2 separate regions of the Homo sapiens genome follow, and region 2 is linked to region 1. Evidence: chromatin contacts called from ENCODE Hi-C or POLR2A ChIA-PET data. All regions are on one chromosome and are shown on one strand. The core of a region is the stretch at or near the end of the contact, and the rest is flanking DNA. Distances in the headings are between cores, read along the strand shown.

Region 1 (7,908 bases), core at 3,581-6,080:
GAGGGCATGCTCACTAGTGGTTAGTAAGCTGTCGACTTTGTAAAAAAGTTAAAAATGAAAAAAAAAGGAAAAATGAATTGTATATTTAATGAATGAACATGTACAATTTGCCACTGGGAGGAGGTTCCTTTTTGTTGGGTGAGTCTGCAAGTGAATTTCACTGATGTTGATATTCATTGTGTGTAGTTTTATTTCGGTCCCAGCCCCGTTTCCTTTTATTTTGGAGCTAATGCCAGCTGCGTGTCTAGTTTTGAGTGCAGTAAAATAGAATCAGCAAATCACTCTTATTTTTCATCCTTTTCCGGTATTTTTTGGGTTGTTTCTGTGGGAGCAGTGTACACCAACTCTTCCTGTATATTGCCTTTTTGCTGGAAAATGTTGTATGTTGAATAAAATTTTCTATAAAAATTATAATTCAGTGAGTTACGTGGAAGTGGAGGAAGATTTCTACTCTCCCTGGAAACAGGCCTGGGAAACCTTGGCATTTGTAACAAGGTTTCACTGAGATGTACTTTTCCTTCTAATTCCGTTTTGCGGGGGCAGGGTCTCTTGTTTCTTTTTTTTTTTTTTTTTTTTTTTAGCCTCTAACTAGTCACATTTACTCTTAAGAAATGAAAGGTTTTCCAGGAGAGAACTGTGTACAAATAAGGTGACTGGAGATGTGACCTGATGTGTCACGAGGCCCTTCGGGGCGGCAGGCGCTATCGTGGGCGTGGTCCTTGCACCGTCCCATCGGCCTTGCCTTCCAGCTCCGTGGCACGGTTTCCTGGTCTTTGGGCCAGTGTGTACCTTGGAGTGACTTCCTTTCTCAACTTCCACTGCAGTGTGTGTGCCTTCTGCTCTGAGAGCTGCCTTGTGACCCGTGTGATAGAAAGCAGGGAGTGAGGGTCCCCGCGGACCTGGCCCTTCCCTCCTTCCTCCCCCAGAAAGAGGAGTTAGAGCAGGGGTGCGAGAGCCGTTCGCTGTGGGTTTGTCTTTGAACAAACATTAAGGTGTCTTGTTTTTGTTCTGGGCTGGGGGTTGGCTGTAGTCTTAGGTAACTGAAAGTTCCTACTCTCCCTTAAGGTATTAAATGACTCTTTTTCCAAAGAACGTGTTGTAATGTTTCCGTCATCTGCCGCGTTCCCTTTTCCACTCACTCGCAGTTACAGTGTCAGGAGTTTGAGTTTGTTAAACTGGTTCTGGGGAGACAAGCTGAAATTTTAAAGAAAGAAAAATGAACTCCCCTTCTCCGGCCTCACTGTAACCCCTGGGACTATTGTGTCCTCTCCCTCTGTGGGGTGTGGATGCCATCTGTTGACAGCATTCGGAGTCTTCACAGCGGGGAGCCCTGAAAACCACTGCGTGACAGCAAGGGCCTGCGGTCACAGTGGCCCTTCCCACGCCCTCACACACAAGAGCAGCGAGCTGAAGCAGTCTTGTTTCAAAATGAGAAGAGCAGCCAGGCGCGGTGGCTCGTGCTGTGAGCAAAGCCCAAGGGAGACACTATGGGACCTGGCAGAGTCCCCTGCAACGTGGGTGCCTTGACAGGGCGAGAAGCCACGTCTAGACACCATCGCTTCCTGATGGAGGCCCTGACCCAGCTTCTCTTTCACCAGACGGCAAGGACATTTGGCGTCATACATAACATCACTCATTTGCTGTGAGGCAAATGTTTATGGTGCCAGGGATGGAAATTGTGAGTAGTTTAAAGTCTTAACTCTGAAACCACCTTCACAGTTAAAGCAAATGCGATAAAACCTATAGCACCTGGGCCGGATGCGGTGGCTCACACCTGTAATCCCAGCACTTTGGGAGGCTTGAGATCGGTGGATCACTTGAGGTCAGGAGTTCAAGACCAGCTTGGCCAGCATGGTGAAACCTTGTCTCTACTGAAAACGCAAAAATTAGCCGGGCATGGTGGTAGACACCTGCAGTCCCAGCTGCTCGGGAGGCTGAGGCCAGAGAATCACTTGAACCCAGGAGGCAGAGGTTGCAGTGAGCTGAGATCGTGCCACTGCACTCCAGCCTGGGTGACAGCGTGAGGGAGACTCCGTCTCAAAGCCATAGCACCTGAAGGTTCCTTGAATTACTAAGGTGAGGTGTGTAAGTAAGACATCTCTCTTGTGGTTTGGGCTTAGGCTAGGGTCAGAGTTGGTAAACTTTCTGTAAAAGGCCAGAGTAGGTATTGTGTGATGGTCTCTGTTGGGACTCTCAGCTCTGCCAACATAGCATGAACGCAGCCACAGACAACAATTGAGTGGCGAGGCTGTCCCCACAAAGCTTTGTTTTTAAAAACCCCTTTTGTAGGTTTACCAACCCTGGATTGCAGGGAAATGATCTGTCTTCATGGCTTGCTATAAGGGCCTCTTGGGCCAAGAGAGCTTCAGATTAGATAGCCGAGTCACTACCTCCTAGTGGTGTAGGTAGGTCCCCTGGGGAGGAGGGGAGTCAAGATAACAACCAGACCTTGCCAACCCCATTGGACTACATCCCTAAGACTTTTGTGTGAGGGAGTAATGGGTAGTGTTTCCGGCCAGCCTTGCTACCACCCTGTCCTCACCCAGTCGTGTTCATCAGAACTTTGTCGCGGTGGAGCTTCTGGCCACCTGTGGCTATAAAGCACTTGAAATGTGGCTTAAGTGGCAGAGGGGGTTGAATTTTAATTTTATTCTAATTTGCACATGTGGCTGATGTCTTCCTTACTGGGTATGCAGTTCTAACAAAACATTCCCCACCTCGGGAGTTACAGTGACTAACTCGAGGGCTGTTGAGTGCTGCGTGAAGCACAGGCGTTGGAGTGGGCGTTCTTTATGGCCTACTCCCTAAAGCCTTCGGGACATTGGTTTTCTGCGTGAGAACAGTTAAGGACAGACTTCCCCATCCCTGCGTCTTGGCTTTGGGGGAGATGGGTGCCTGTGCATCTTCTGCTGACTTACGTTTCGCAGCCTTTAACTGAGTGAGGCCTGGGAGCTGGAGGCCATGAATGGTCTGTGAGCAAAACTGCAGGTTCCAAAGGGAGGCCCCCTCCCATCAGCTCCAAGGGGTCACTGACCCCCTACATGCTGCCACCTGTCAATGACTGGATCTGGGGGTTCACAGCACAGTGCCTGCACAGCACGTGGACAACTTGGGAGAGGGAAGAAGTTACGGATTCAGACCACCCTTGAAGTCCAGTGCCCAGGAGTAAGAGACTGGCACCTCCTGTCCTTCCCCACCCGTACTCAGCATCACTCAGCCCTTTGAAGCTCATTGCTGCAAAGCTGGTTTTGCAGCGAGGAGGCAGAGAAAGGTGGTTAAGGCCAGCCCCTCCCTGGTGGTGAGGGTTAGTCCAGGAGCTGCTCAAGGTTCCCAGCTTGGCCTTGATGGCCCCTCCACGCCTTTATCCCACAGGGCGTGGCTCGAGGCCACGTGCACCTGGCGCATCTTTCTGCCCTGGCTGAGCTGAGAACTCCAGTAGGGAAATGGTATGGGTGGCATTGTGAGGAAGGCCACCAGCCACCAGCGAACTCTGCCCACGAGCTGGTGCCAGTGCCACACCTGCCCATTGGGCTCCTGTGAGAAGGTGGGGTGGGGGCTGTTCTGACTCTTGCCTCCGGCTAATTAGGAGGGACAGTAGCAAGAAACCCTTTGTGATAACCATTGTGCACAGTGAGCCAGCCCTGAGAGGTCAGCAGCGAGGCGTCTGGTGGCCCAAAGTAGGCCAGAACCCTGAGCCATGGGGGCTTGAGCCTTGCTCAGTGTGGAGCAGGCATTCAGACCCCCACTGGCTGCCCGCCTCACCTCCCTGTTCCAGGTAGCCCTAGCTCAGCCCTCCATGCGGGGTAGGATGGGGGCTGTCCCCAGTTTCAAATGAGGGTTCAGCAACTTGCCAAGCTCATCTGCCAGTGGTGGGCCGCCCCTCTGACAGGCCCCGAAGCTGGGGAAGAGGCCGGCCCTGGGCGTGGAAAGGGGTCAGGGAAAGGGGTGCAGGAGAAGGAAGCCCCGGCCCTGCCGTAGCCTGGCCCTGCGGCAAGGTCTTGGCATAGGAGAACCTGAGGCTTCCCTGGGACAAAGCCTCAGACACATGAACACCGAGAGGCTTAGAACAGTGGCTCAGGTCCTGTTGTCTAAGGCAGTGACTGCAGACACCCCGAGGCTTGGGTCTGGGGGTATTCCAGGGGACTGGGCCAAGGGACAGATGAAGTCCCGCCCCACTTGGCAGCCTCTCAAGACCCCAGTTCCTCTGCACCTACACCTTCAGACAGCGGAACTTGAGAAGCCTCGACTTTTTTTTTTTTTTTAATGTGTATTTTTGTTTGTCTTAGTTTTTTGAGATAGGGTCTCACCCCATCTCCAAGGCTGGAGTGCAGTTGTGCAGTCATGGCTCATTGCACCTTTGACCTCTTGGGCCCAAGCGATCTATCTGCCCCAGCCTCCCAACTGTCTGGCAGCACAGGTGTTACCACCATGCCCGGCTAATTTTTTAATTTTTTGTAGAGATAGGGTCTCCGTAGGTTGCCCAGACTGGTCTCAAACTCCTGGGCTCAAGTGATCTTCTCGCCTTGTCCTCCCAAAATGCTGAGATTACAGGGGTGAGCCACCTCGCCAAGCTGAAAATCCTGGATTTTCTATACGAATTGTCCTATTTCTAAGAGTTGGCAAGTGACGTTTTCCTAACACGGGGCAGTCTGCATCCAGAAGGCCTGGGGACTGATCCATAGAGTCATAGCAGAAGCTTGCAGCCATGCCAAGGACCTGGCCACCTCTGAAGGCACAATGGTGACTGACTCAGGCCGATGAAAGCTCTCCTGTGACTGAGGAAGACCTGGCACCCAGCCAGTCCACACTGAGTGAGCAGAGCCTGGCCGTGGTTGGACACTGTCCCTGGACTGCAGGCGCTCATGTCTCTGGAGCCATCTGGGAATCCGAGTGAAAGACAACAGTCTGGGTGGAATCAGAACGAGAGGCTCCAGCTGAACTCTGCAGATGGAGGGTTCAGGCTGTAGATGGGCCTTGCCAGCAAGACCGAGCAGCCCCCGATTGTCGCCTGCCACAGCCTGGCTGCTCTGCAGAGCCATCAAATCTCTCCCTCTGGATGGTGGAAGCCCGGTGGCTGGGCCCTCGTCCTAGGTGAGACCCTCACGCCTCACCTTGAGATAGATCCTGGATGGATGACCACCCGCCTCGTCCACCAGGGGCTTTTCTGTCTCCCTATGTTGACCTGGTGCCCGTGTCCTCATTTATTACAAATGAGAGGTTGCTTCCTTTGTCTTCAGGGACTTACTGGGGTTCCCAGGTACTAGCTGCCTAATTTGTGTCAGAAACTTCACCATCCAACCCTAAAAATCTTGCTGAGTCTCTGAAGTGGAAATGAAGGCTCTGGGGCCTGCAGCTAGTGTGGACCGGGAAGTTGTTCTCCCGATTTAGCCAGGCCTTTGGGTGGTGGCAAAGGCACAGGCATTGGGGCATTTTACTCCAGGGAAACCTGTCCCAGAACTTGTCCTTCCCCGGGGCTGGTGTGACCTAAGGACCTGTCAGCCCCATCATGCCAGGCTTTGGCCAAGATGGCTGTTGCCTGACCTGTGGCTTCCCGGAACCTCTACCTGCTGAAGACCACATGATGGAAGACAGGTAATGCTCCCTTCTATCCCTCTAGGCCTTTGGCCACAGACGTGCACACACACACACCCAGACCCTCAGCCACACACACACACACCCCCCTCCTCCAGGCCTTCAGCCACACGCGCGTACAAACATGCATTCACACACCCTTTCTTCCAGGCCTTCAGCCACACACATGCGCGTACACACATAAACACACACCCTTCCTTCCAGGCCTTCAGCCACACACACATGCACCCCTCACCTCTGTGCCTTCCTCCCTGATGCTGAACCCTGAGGACAGACCTATGTCTCCAGCGCTGATCTAGTTACTCAGCCTCAGCTTCCGCATCTGTAGGTTGGGGCAATAATGGGTCAATACCCCATCGGTGTGAGCCTTACAGCTCCCCCAGCCACATTTTAGTGAAGACGGCTTCACGTGCCCCCAGCTCCCAATTACTTCTTCCCCCAATTCTTCCCTTACTTCTTTTCTCCCCTCTGTGAAATTCATCTTATTTGAAAACATGACGAGTAGAACAATATTTCTACTTTACAAAATTTATTAACTTTTTGAGACCCTTTCACCTAGGCTGGGGTGCAGTGGCATGGTTAGGGCTCACTGCAGCCTCGACCTTCCAGGCTCAAGCAATCCTCCCACCTCAGCCCCACAGGTAGCTGGGACTACAGGCACTCATCACCATGCCCCGGCCCCGCATTTCAGTAGAAACGAGGTCTTGCTATGTTGCCCGGGCTGGTCTAGAACTTCTGGACTCAAGCAATCCTTCCACCTTGGCCTCCCAAAGTGCTGGGATTACAGGCATGAGTCACCGTGCCCAGCCTATTCTGCAAAATTTAAGTCCTTTAGTGGTGACACTGGATTCTCCTCTACCCCGTCGTCCCCCTCCTGACCGTGTCTGCAGGCAGACCCTGAAAGGGGTCCTATTCATCAGCTTATTTGGGGCTTGTTAATGTCCACCTTCCTCCACAGCAGCTCTGCCGGGAGTCCTGTAAGGCTGCAGCTGTACGGGAGTCTTAAGGGTTAAACCTCTTGGTGGGAGGCCAGACAGATCAGGGCAGACTTGCCCCATCCTAGCTTCTATAACCCGCCTGTCCCCGCCAGGCCCTGGGATACAGAGGCGAGCCAAGACCTCACAAACCACCTGGGGAAAGTGACACACCAGAGAGCGGGTGACCAGACTGACAGGGCAGGGGCTGATTGGAGGGCTGGACGCTGCTGGGAGCAGCCTGGGGAGGTCGGGTGGGTGGTGAGGGAGTGGCACTCGGTCCTATCTGGCTGGGGTGGGCAGGGGAGCTGGAGCCAGCTCACAGATGGCCTCAAGGGGCCCCAGGGGAAGCATGTGGACTTGGGCTGAGAGAGGCACTTTGTCGGCAGGTGTCGGGCATAGTCCGAGCAATTCCAGATCCTCACCCACAAGAATCACCGGCTCAGTGCCGGCCACTGGCTGCTGGAGAACAGCAGGAGCAGGAGAGACTCTCGATAGGGAAACCCGGGGCTGCTGCCTCCTTCAAGGAGGGGATAAAGCAGAGGAAATGAATCACTGCAGGGCAAGAAGGACAGGACTGAAGGGCTGCCCTGGAGGGGGCACTGCCACCCACTCTTGTCCCAGCTACTAGGCCCAGGAGAAGAGAGAGGAGGGAGTTACTGTGAGACCTGTTGGCTCTGCAGGGCCTCAAGCATCCTAGGGAGAAGGTTGTGGGTGGGATGCAGGAGCTGGCGACGGAAGCATCGGGTGTGACAGGAGGAGCCAAGGCCAGACCCTGAGGAGCACTGGCCAAGTGACAAACCCACCAGCAGGGGCTGGAGAGCTGCTGCAGCCCAGGAGATGGGGTCTTTGGGGAAGGGAGGGAGAGTGCCAAGGGCTACAGAGAACCCAGTCAGGTAGGAGCGAAGGAGCAAGTGCACGTAGGATGTTGCACTTAGCAACGGAGCCACTGGTCAAGAAGGCAGTGGCAGGGCCCAGAGTAAGCCCGGTTGTGGGTTGAGGTGCATGCAGTGGGTGAGGATGTGGCTATCAGGGAGAACAGGTCTCTCCTTCCGGCTGGAGTTGCAGGGAGATAGTTTTCCCAAAGAGGCAGAGGCTTGAGCTGATGGGAGGGAGCCCAGAAAGATGGGGCTGAACTATGGACTGTGGCTCTAAGGAGTCAAAAGAGGGTGAACGGTGGACAGGACGGCGCGGCCCCCACACACTCAACGTGGGCTCCCAGAGCACCAGCGGCCACCCAATCTCCTGGGCTGACAGAGCAGAAGGTAAGGACATAGACACGGGTGTGCCCAGGTGGCACCCCTGGCATTTATTTCTTGGGGGCTCACAGGCGGTGGTAGTA
Region 2 (7,908 bases), core at 2,125-4,624, 36 kb before region 1:
GGCTAGAGTACAGTGGCAAGATCTCAGCTCACTGCAACCTCCACCTCCTGGGTTTTTGCGATTCTTCTGCCTCAGCCTCCCGAGTAGCTGGGATTACAGGCAAATGCCACCACGCCTGGCTAATTTTTGTATTTTTAGTAGAGACGAGGTTTCACCATGTTGGCCAGGCTGGTCTTGAACACCTGACCTCAGGTGATCCACCTGCCTTGGCTTCCCAAAGTACTGGGACTACAAGTGTGAGCCACCAAGGAAGTTTTAGAGCAAATACGGCCTCTGAAGATCTAGATGGATCTAGATTTAGAATGTTGTTCTCCATGAAACTAATTTGTGGGGATTGACTAGGACTTGCAAGAAGTTGTATTAGAATGAAGAGCAGAAGTTTGCTAAAATCACTGCAACAGCACCATTTGGAGAAATTTCATACCAACCTTTCTGATTCAAAAATCTGAAGTATTCTGTTTTTCTTTAACTTTCTTTCTTTTTTTTTTTCTTTTTCTTTTTTTCTTTTTGGCCAGGCTGGAGTGCAGTGGCGCAATCTCGGTTCACCTCACCCTCTGCCTCCCGGGTTCAAGCGATTCTCCTGCCTCAGCCTCCCAGGCAGCTGGGACTACAGGCGCTTGCCACCACGCCTGGCTAATTTTTTGTATTTTTAGTAGAGCCGGGGTTTCACTATGTTGGCCAGGCTGCTGGTCTCGCACTCCTGACCTCATGATTCGCCTCGCCCACCCCGGCCTCCCAGAGTGCTGGGATTACAGGCGTGAGCCACTGCGCCCGGCCTACCTTTCTTTTTGCAACTGAAGCCCAGGCTGGTCTATTGGCCTTTGCCCTGGGAGGATAAAATTGCTGTAACAAAGTGCACAGTGGGAACTTCGTGCTGTAGGTAATTGTCCCTGCCCCTGGTACAAGAGTCTCCAGGGGCCAGATTGGAAGGTAGTGAGAGTTATCAAGGAATCTGGTTGAGGATTTGTGGTGACACCAGTTTGTAGAAGTTTGTTGCTTTGTCATTTACAGTAAAAAGAAGCATGCGGTAATGAAATGGTGGTCTGCTAATGTTAGTGGCATCCAGGCAGATTGGAGTCTTTGTGCATGAAGTGCTAATTTTGCAGTGAATGTGGGTGTCCTTGCTAATACCTAGCATACTTGGAAGTTGCAAAAAAATAATACATAGGATCCAGTGTACTGTTAACTATTTTCTTGGGCAAAGATCTCCATCACTGAGTCTCATGTAATTCCTCGTAGGAGGACAATCTGGCTGGCCGTATCTGTGAAAGCTAATTTCCAAGTCCACTTCTCCTTTTTTTTGGCCCTCCTATCTTGAATTTTTTTGGAGACCAGAGTTTTTTGCTCTTGTTGCCCAGGCTGGAGTGCAATGCCATGATCTCAGCTCAGTGCAACCTCCACCTCCCAGGTTCAAGCGATTCTCCTGCCTCGACCTCCCAAGTAGCTGGGATTACAGGCGTGCACCACCACACCCAGCTAATTTTTTTTATTTTTAGTAGAGACGGGGTTTCACCATGTTGGGCAGGCTGGTCTCAAACTCCTGACCTCAGGTTATCCGCCCGCCTCTGCCTCCCAAAGTGCTGGGATTACAGGCGCGAACCACCGCGCCCGGCCGACCTTTTGTTTTTTAGTGAAATTTTCTTTTTTTTTTTTTTTGAGACGGAGTCTCGCTCTGTCGCCCAGGCTAGAGTGCAGTGGCGCGATCTCAGCTCACTGCAAGCTTCGCCTCCCGGGTTCACGCCATTCTCCTGCCTCAGCCTCCCTAGTAGCTGGGACTACAGGCGCCAGCCTCTGCACCCGGCTAATTTTTTGTAGTTTTGGTAGAGATGGAGTTTGACCGTGTTAGCCAGGATGGTCTCGATCTCCTGACCTCGTGATCCACCCGCCTCTGCCTCCCAAAGTGCTGTGATTACAGGAGTGAGCCACCGCACCTGGCCTAGTAAAAGTTTTCAATTATTCTGCTAGTATGAAGAGTTTTCAGGAAGTGAGGTGAAATTTTAATACACCCGAAGTGTCATCTAAACTTTGTGCTTGCAGATTTGATAAGTCTGTTCTAAGAAATGTGCCTTGAGTGTGAGGCTGAAATCGAGTGTGCAGTGCACTAATTGTGAACTAACCACTGTGTGTCAGGGCAGTGCCACACTCGGGGGCACAGAGACGGATGCGCGGTGGCCTCTGCGGGGCTGGGCAGCAGGTGAACCAAGTGCAAACTTCAATTCTGAGTCTCACCATTGTTTGGGTCTTTTTAATGTTTAAGGAGTACCTTGGAAAATTTAATGTATAGGGTGAAAGTTCCAAAAGCACTTACAATATGTATTGATTTTGTATACATAAAATCAAACCCTGTAAAGAGCTGAATTATATAAAATAGATGGGTTGGAAAAGAGGCATAACCTTGTTTCTTTCAGCTTTTTAGGTCCTGCAGTGATTTTCCATTTGGTTGCTTCTGTGCAGTTCTGTATACATGGGCTTCATAAAGCGGGCAAGCTAGTAGTCTCATTTTGTTGAGGCCTGTGTTTTGTGTGTGTTATGGTAACTTCCAGGAGTGGAATTTTAAAAACCAGAGTCAGGTCACTGTGCATAGTGTCTTGACAAATCTTGGATATTAAAATCCTCTATTGTCACTTTGTAAAACAGCCTCGGCGAACCTCCATTTCCTCACCTAAAATGTGGGAATTGACATCTGTCTCTTGTCTACCTTGCAGAACTTAACTCCTGATCAGCTGTGAATTGCATGATCCTAAAAGCACATGGCAAAACTTATTCCACCACGCCATTCTAGACGTTATTATCTTAAACAAGTTTCTTGCCTTTTAGTAGACTTCTATCCTCAAAAGGATTAGGGGAATACCACTTGAAGAGGCTCAAATAAATAATTATTTTGGACAAGATGCGCCTCTTTCAGCTGCTCTTCCTTCCAAAGTTCCTGTGCTGTAAGCAACTCAGCAGGGTTATGTGAAATAAAATAATTTGGGATGAAGAGTGTCTCAAAGAAGGTAGAAGTGCTTACCGTCACACATGCTTTTGATATTTCAATACTACCCTCCCAGGAGGACTGATGGACATGTTTTCTTAAGACCAAACTCAGTCAGAAACTTCAAGCAAATTCTCTTCCCTGAGAAGTGGCTGATGCTGAGAACTCAGTTGTTAGTGAACTTTGGAGTCTGAAGGGTTGTTGGATGACATGGTGACTGCCTTCAGGGGCCTGAAGATGAAGGATGGGAGGATGTTCTTAGGCACTCTTTACCCAAGCCTACAAGTCTCATTTTGTGCCTTAGGAGCCTGGTGGTCAGGGATGTCAAAATAGCACCTGATTCTAAGCCGGGAACAGCCTTCCAGGCACTGCCTGTAGAGCTTGGCCCTTGGTGTGGCCCTGGGACTCCTGCCAGTCAGTGAGCTGTGTGCAGACTATAATGAGATAGGTACAGAAAGTGAAAGGAAGCGTTTAGAAGCTTGTGTAGCATGTTGACTTTGCTGTGGCAATTTCATGATGCTTTATAAAAGTATTGGTCAATAACAGATTGGTGTGGGTGTGGGAGGACTGTGCCTTCGCAGGAGTCGTTTGGGAAGCAGTAAGATGCTGCAGGGTTTGTCAAAGGTGATTGACCGATGGCCACATGCAAATGAATAGTCACTGTCATCAGTGAAAGATTGAATTTTAAATGGAGACCTTCAGTTGGACCTCTGCTAAGAGGCACTGTGTTGTCAGAAACTTAAATATCTTAAATCAGCCTTTGGTCTTGTTATCATTTAACAATTTATACTACTCATGTGGGAAAAAATACCAGTTCTTAAAAAAAAAATTATTCCCCCTAGGGTGTCCAGGCTAGTATTTTTGCAAAAATCGTGAACCAATGAGGTTAGCATTTATTATCAGGCTACTGTTGTAGCCCTTGTCTTGCCTCTGAGCAGTGCTGAGCTTCCAGGGGAATGGCTGTTTCCCTGGCTCTCAAGTCCTGCCTGTGTGTTCCGTGCTCTGTAAAGTCAGCCCAAGTCCCATGTCGTGGTCTTTACCCCCAGAAGTCCCGTCCTTGAACAGATATGAGCCATGTCGTTCCTTCTCTCCAAGGTCTCTCCACTCACTTGGTGCCTGGGGTCCTTGGGAATTCAGCTTTAGTAAAGTAGACATTGTTCTCATGTGGAACTCAGTCTGACAGGGATGGCAAGTGTATGGTTAGCACTCTGAGTTTTGGACTTCATAAGGAAGAATTAATCCATTCAGAAACTGTATGTTATCTCAGTCTTCGGGTTTTAATAAATTGGAAGCAATTTTTTCAAACTGTTAGGTTTTAGCAGTTAAATCAGGATGTATAGAACAGTTTACTCCATGTCGATTAATGCTAGTGCTTTTGGTCAATGCACAGGCTCTGTGACTGATGATGTGTTTTTTTTGCAGACACCAGTTGGCGCTCCGAGGCAACCTTTCAGTTCACTGTGGAGCGCTTCAGCAGACTGAGTGAGTCGGTCCTTAGCCCTCCGTGTTTTGTGCGAAATCTGCCATGGAAGATTATGGTGATGCCACGCTTTTATCCAGACAGACCACACCAAAAAAGCGTAGGATTCTTTCTCCAGTGCAATGCTGAATCTGATTCCACGTAAGACAGTATTTCATTACTGGAAGCCAAATTTGATCAGCCTAGTGCAATTTTATCTTAAGTTATTTGCTGCCTCTACATAGCCTTTTGATTTTAAATTAGATTAAATACGTGTTTCTCTTTAAAACCCACTGGTATATGTATAATATCCAAGCTAGAAAAGTATATTTTTATCTTGTAAGTGAAAAAACTAAAAATAGTTTGTTAGAATCTACCAGCCCATGGAATCAGGGCCGGCCTGGATTAGCTGACCATTGAGCCACCAGGCTTAATTCTTACTCTGTCAGTAACTGTCTGAGCAGAAAATGGCAGCTGTCAGAGCCAGACATCCTTTCCATTGTGTGATAGCTAATTTGTACGGGTTGTTCAGAAAGTACAAGTAAAACATACTTTGTGAAGGATTTATACAACATGGCCCTCTGACTTGAGGAACATTTAAACATTCATGTATATTATGAAATGTCCAAAAACTGAGAAATCTTGATGGTCCTTCTATTTAGATGAATTAGAAAATTAATTCACCCTTTATCAAAAACCCAGTTGATTCTGGGAGTACGGACCACTTTGTCAACCTGTCTGCAGTTGGAACCAGGGGAAGCTGCTGACTTGGACTGCACCTGTCCTAGTCTCCCTGCCACGCCACAGAGTGGCCCTTTGGAACCCTCAGTAACATGTTCCCCAGAGTGAACTGACTCTGGCTGTTCTGTCAGATCCCCCAGGGAATAAAATTTACAGAGTCTCACTCTGTCGCCAGGCTGGAGTGCAGTGGCCTGATCTTGGCTCACCACAACCTCCACCTCCCGGGTTCAAGCGATTCTCCTGCCTCGGCGTCTCAAGTAGCTGGGACTATAGGCGTGTGCCACCACACCCAGCTAATTTTGTATTTTTCATAGGGACGGGGTTTCACCATGTTGGCCAGGCTGGTCTCGAACTCCTGACCTCAGGTGATCTGCCTGTCTCGGCCTGCCAAAGTGCTGGGATTACAGGCGTGAGCCAGCGCACCTGGCCGTACTTTCATTTTCTTTAATGTTTAAGGTAATTTTATGATGCAGCCAGGGCCTGTGGATGGTTAAAGTTGTCCTCTTCTGTTCACATTATGATGTGATCTGATGAGTATTTGGGCTAGGTTTGTTTTAGTCCGATGGACAACTTTAGCCTGAAGCACTTTGGAAAAGTAGTGAATGGTCCATACCCAGTGTCAGCGTCCCGAGCAAGCAGGAAGTGCTGTGGGAACAGCACTGTCCTACCCTTGTCCTGAAGAGTCAAACCATTTCAGGGCTCAGTTGCAGCTTTGATTGATAAGGCCCCACTTAAATCGCAAACCTTAACTTTCTTTGGCTTAAGTGCTGTATGTATGGTTTTTGAACCTGGATCTAGAGGCCCTTTTGTGGTCCACCCCACACTTCACTGCAGGTACAGTAGTTCTCTTGTGGTTGTAATTTTGTGCCTCATCGTGAATTCGTCGATGCCGGGGCAGGACAGCAAGCTCTAAGGCCACAGAGCTCCCCGGTGCTGGTTTTCCCCCAGCATGTGCTGGAGGGCATCCTAGGAGAGCTCGAGAGGCATGGCACTGAAGGGCTGTAGGGGCAGGAGCAACGCTGAGAGGTGACCCCTATATCGGCAGTAGAAGCAGAGGTCAAAATTGTATAGATACAATGAAAGAAAATTTGTTTCAACTTCTAAGGAATTAAAAAATGAAACCATGAGTGAAATCACTACAGAATACACTGGGGGAGCCCCAAACACCCATTTCTCTATTAAAGGTAAAAATGCCTCCATCCTACCTTTAACCCCAACCCGAAAGGAGAGAGCAATGAAATCATAAATGGGAATTTTGGTGTGCTATGTTTACTGTCTTTAAAAATGTATAACATCTGGTAAATAATGTCAACTAAGGCTCAGATTATTCTTTTAAACAGGTCATGGTCTTGCCATGCACAAGCAGTGCTGAAGATAATAAATTACAGAGATGATGAAAAGTCGTTCAGTCGTCGTATTAGTCATTTGTTCTTCCATAAAGAAAATGATTGGGGATTTTCCAATTTTATGGCCTGGAGTGTAAGTAACAGTGTATTTAGTCTGAACAATTGGTGCATTACTGCTTGTTGTTCCCTTAACTTTTTGATTTTTCAAGTCCTTTATTGATTTTAGAGTCAGATTTTTACTTTCTAAATTGGACAAGTGTCTTTGAAAACATGTTTTCTCCAGTTTCGTATCTTACGTTTTTAGCAGCTTTCTGGATTCACGTCTCACTTTTTAGTCAGACATTCAAAGGGAGTTCCCAGTGGGCTAAATTTCCTTTAAAAGACATAATGCTGTTTGAGGTCCTTTCATGATTCAGGCATAGTACTGAGTGGTTCCATGTGACTCCAGTAATCATTCAGTTCACTTTGGCTGCTTTTTGCAGAGGTGGTAACCAGTGGAACAATCTTAGGAATGTTACTTCTTACTATGCTAAGTCACTTATCATTGCATTCTCCAGCCCCTCCCCTGCTTAGAGGGGCACAGATTTCTCCTGTCCATGCTGTGGCACTGAGCCCCTGGGTACCTCTGGGATACCTCTGAGGTGCCAAGCATTTGCTGTATTTGTTGTGAGACCACTGTTAAAAGAAAATTGAAACAGTCTAAAATTAGCAAAAAAGTTGGGATGTATTTAAAAAAAAAGTATTTTCATCTCTATTAAGTACAGGGCACTAATGTAATTTGTCTCTTGGGAATAAAATGTGTGTTCTTATTCAAGCTGGATATTCTTATTTATGTTTTATAGGAAGTGACCGATCCTGAGAAAGGATTTATAGATGATGACAAAGTTACCTTTGAAGTCTTTGTACAGGCGGATGCTCCCCATGGAGTTGCGTAAGTTTTTCTTTAATCAGGTGCTGTTAAAAATGTCTTTTGTGCTGCAGTGAAAGAAGCTTTAGCGTGCATGTAATAGAGATGCACATATTTAATCAGTAAGCCTCCTCTCTGCGCTTGCCCTGTGGCACACAGAGTCACACCTGCTTGACACTCGTTTAACAGATTGATTGAGCAGTTTCTATATGTTAGACCCTTGGAACATAATTGTATAATTATGGCAACTAGACAGCTGTGGTTTTCTGTTCCTAAAGAATGTACACTCAGCTTTCATAGAGGAGCTAAGACCGGTACATAAATACCCAGAGCAGAGATGCTCCGTTGTTACTTTGATGAGGGCAGGGAGGAAGTCCTCTCCGAGTGTGAGGAAGGGGGGACTGGGGGAAGAGGTGAGCATCACCGACAACTAACATGGTGAGCGAGGAGTAAAGAGGGGTGACAAGGCCGTTAGGTGTAT

What was found. A loop is a pair of places that touch in the nucleus more often than their neighbours do. ChIA-PET counts read pairs that join two places held with the same protein, here RNA polymerase II (POLR2A). Pooled maps may share reads with other maps.
Region 2: a loop to region 1 is called in a map of thyroid gland, with 3 times the contacts of the local background. The contact joins two enhancer-like sites. A Hi-C loop is called at or near these places in 6 of 168 maps with a recorded cell type or tissue (B cell, CD4-positive, alpha-beta memory T cell, GM12878 and 3 more), 30 of 37 single-sample maps with no recorded cell type and 12 of 50 pooled maps. POLR2A ChIA-PET finds 5 or more read pairs at or near these places in 7 of 52 experiments (BJ, GM12878, OCI-LY7 and 4 more).

What each region holds. Positions count from the first base shown.
Region 1 is chr16:8,885,278-8,893,185 of GRCh38, reverse strand. LITAFD (LITAF domain containing) reads right to left here. Exons shown (of 4, transcript NM_001395433.1): 4 at 7,836-7,908. The coding sequence ends at 7,891. USP7 (ubiquitin specific peptidase 7) reads left to right here. Exons shown (of 31, transcript NM_003470.3): 31 at 1-1,089. Among named protein-coding and RNA genes, the nearest start is that of LITAFD, 6.9 kb to the right of the region's middle. RefSeq lists enhancers at 799-1,028, 1,079-1,138, 1,209-1,358, 1,419-1,688, 4,428-5,270 and a silencer at 6,713-6,852. Within about 2 kb of position 4,830, at least 6 of the 41 ENCODE cell types and tissues checked have a DNase peak (open chromatin) inside an H3K27ac peak, as active enhancers do.
Region 2 is chr16:8,919,902-8,927,809 of GRCh38, reverse strand. It overlaps USP7 (ubiquitin specific peptidase 7), which reads left to right. Exons shown (of 31, transcript NM_003470.3): 3 at 4,397-4,595; 4 at 6,515-6,653; 5 at 7,363-7,451. Among named protein-coding and RNA genes, the nearest start is that of USP7-AS1, 39 kb to the left of the region's middle. Within about 2 kb of position 3,374, at least 3 of the 41 ENCODE cell types and tissues checked have a DNase peak (open chromatin) inside an H3K27ac peak, as active enhancers do.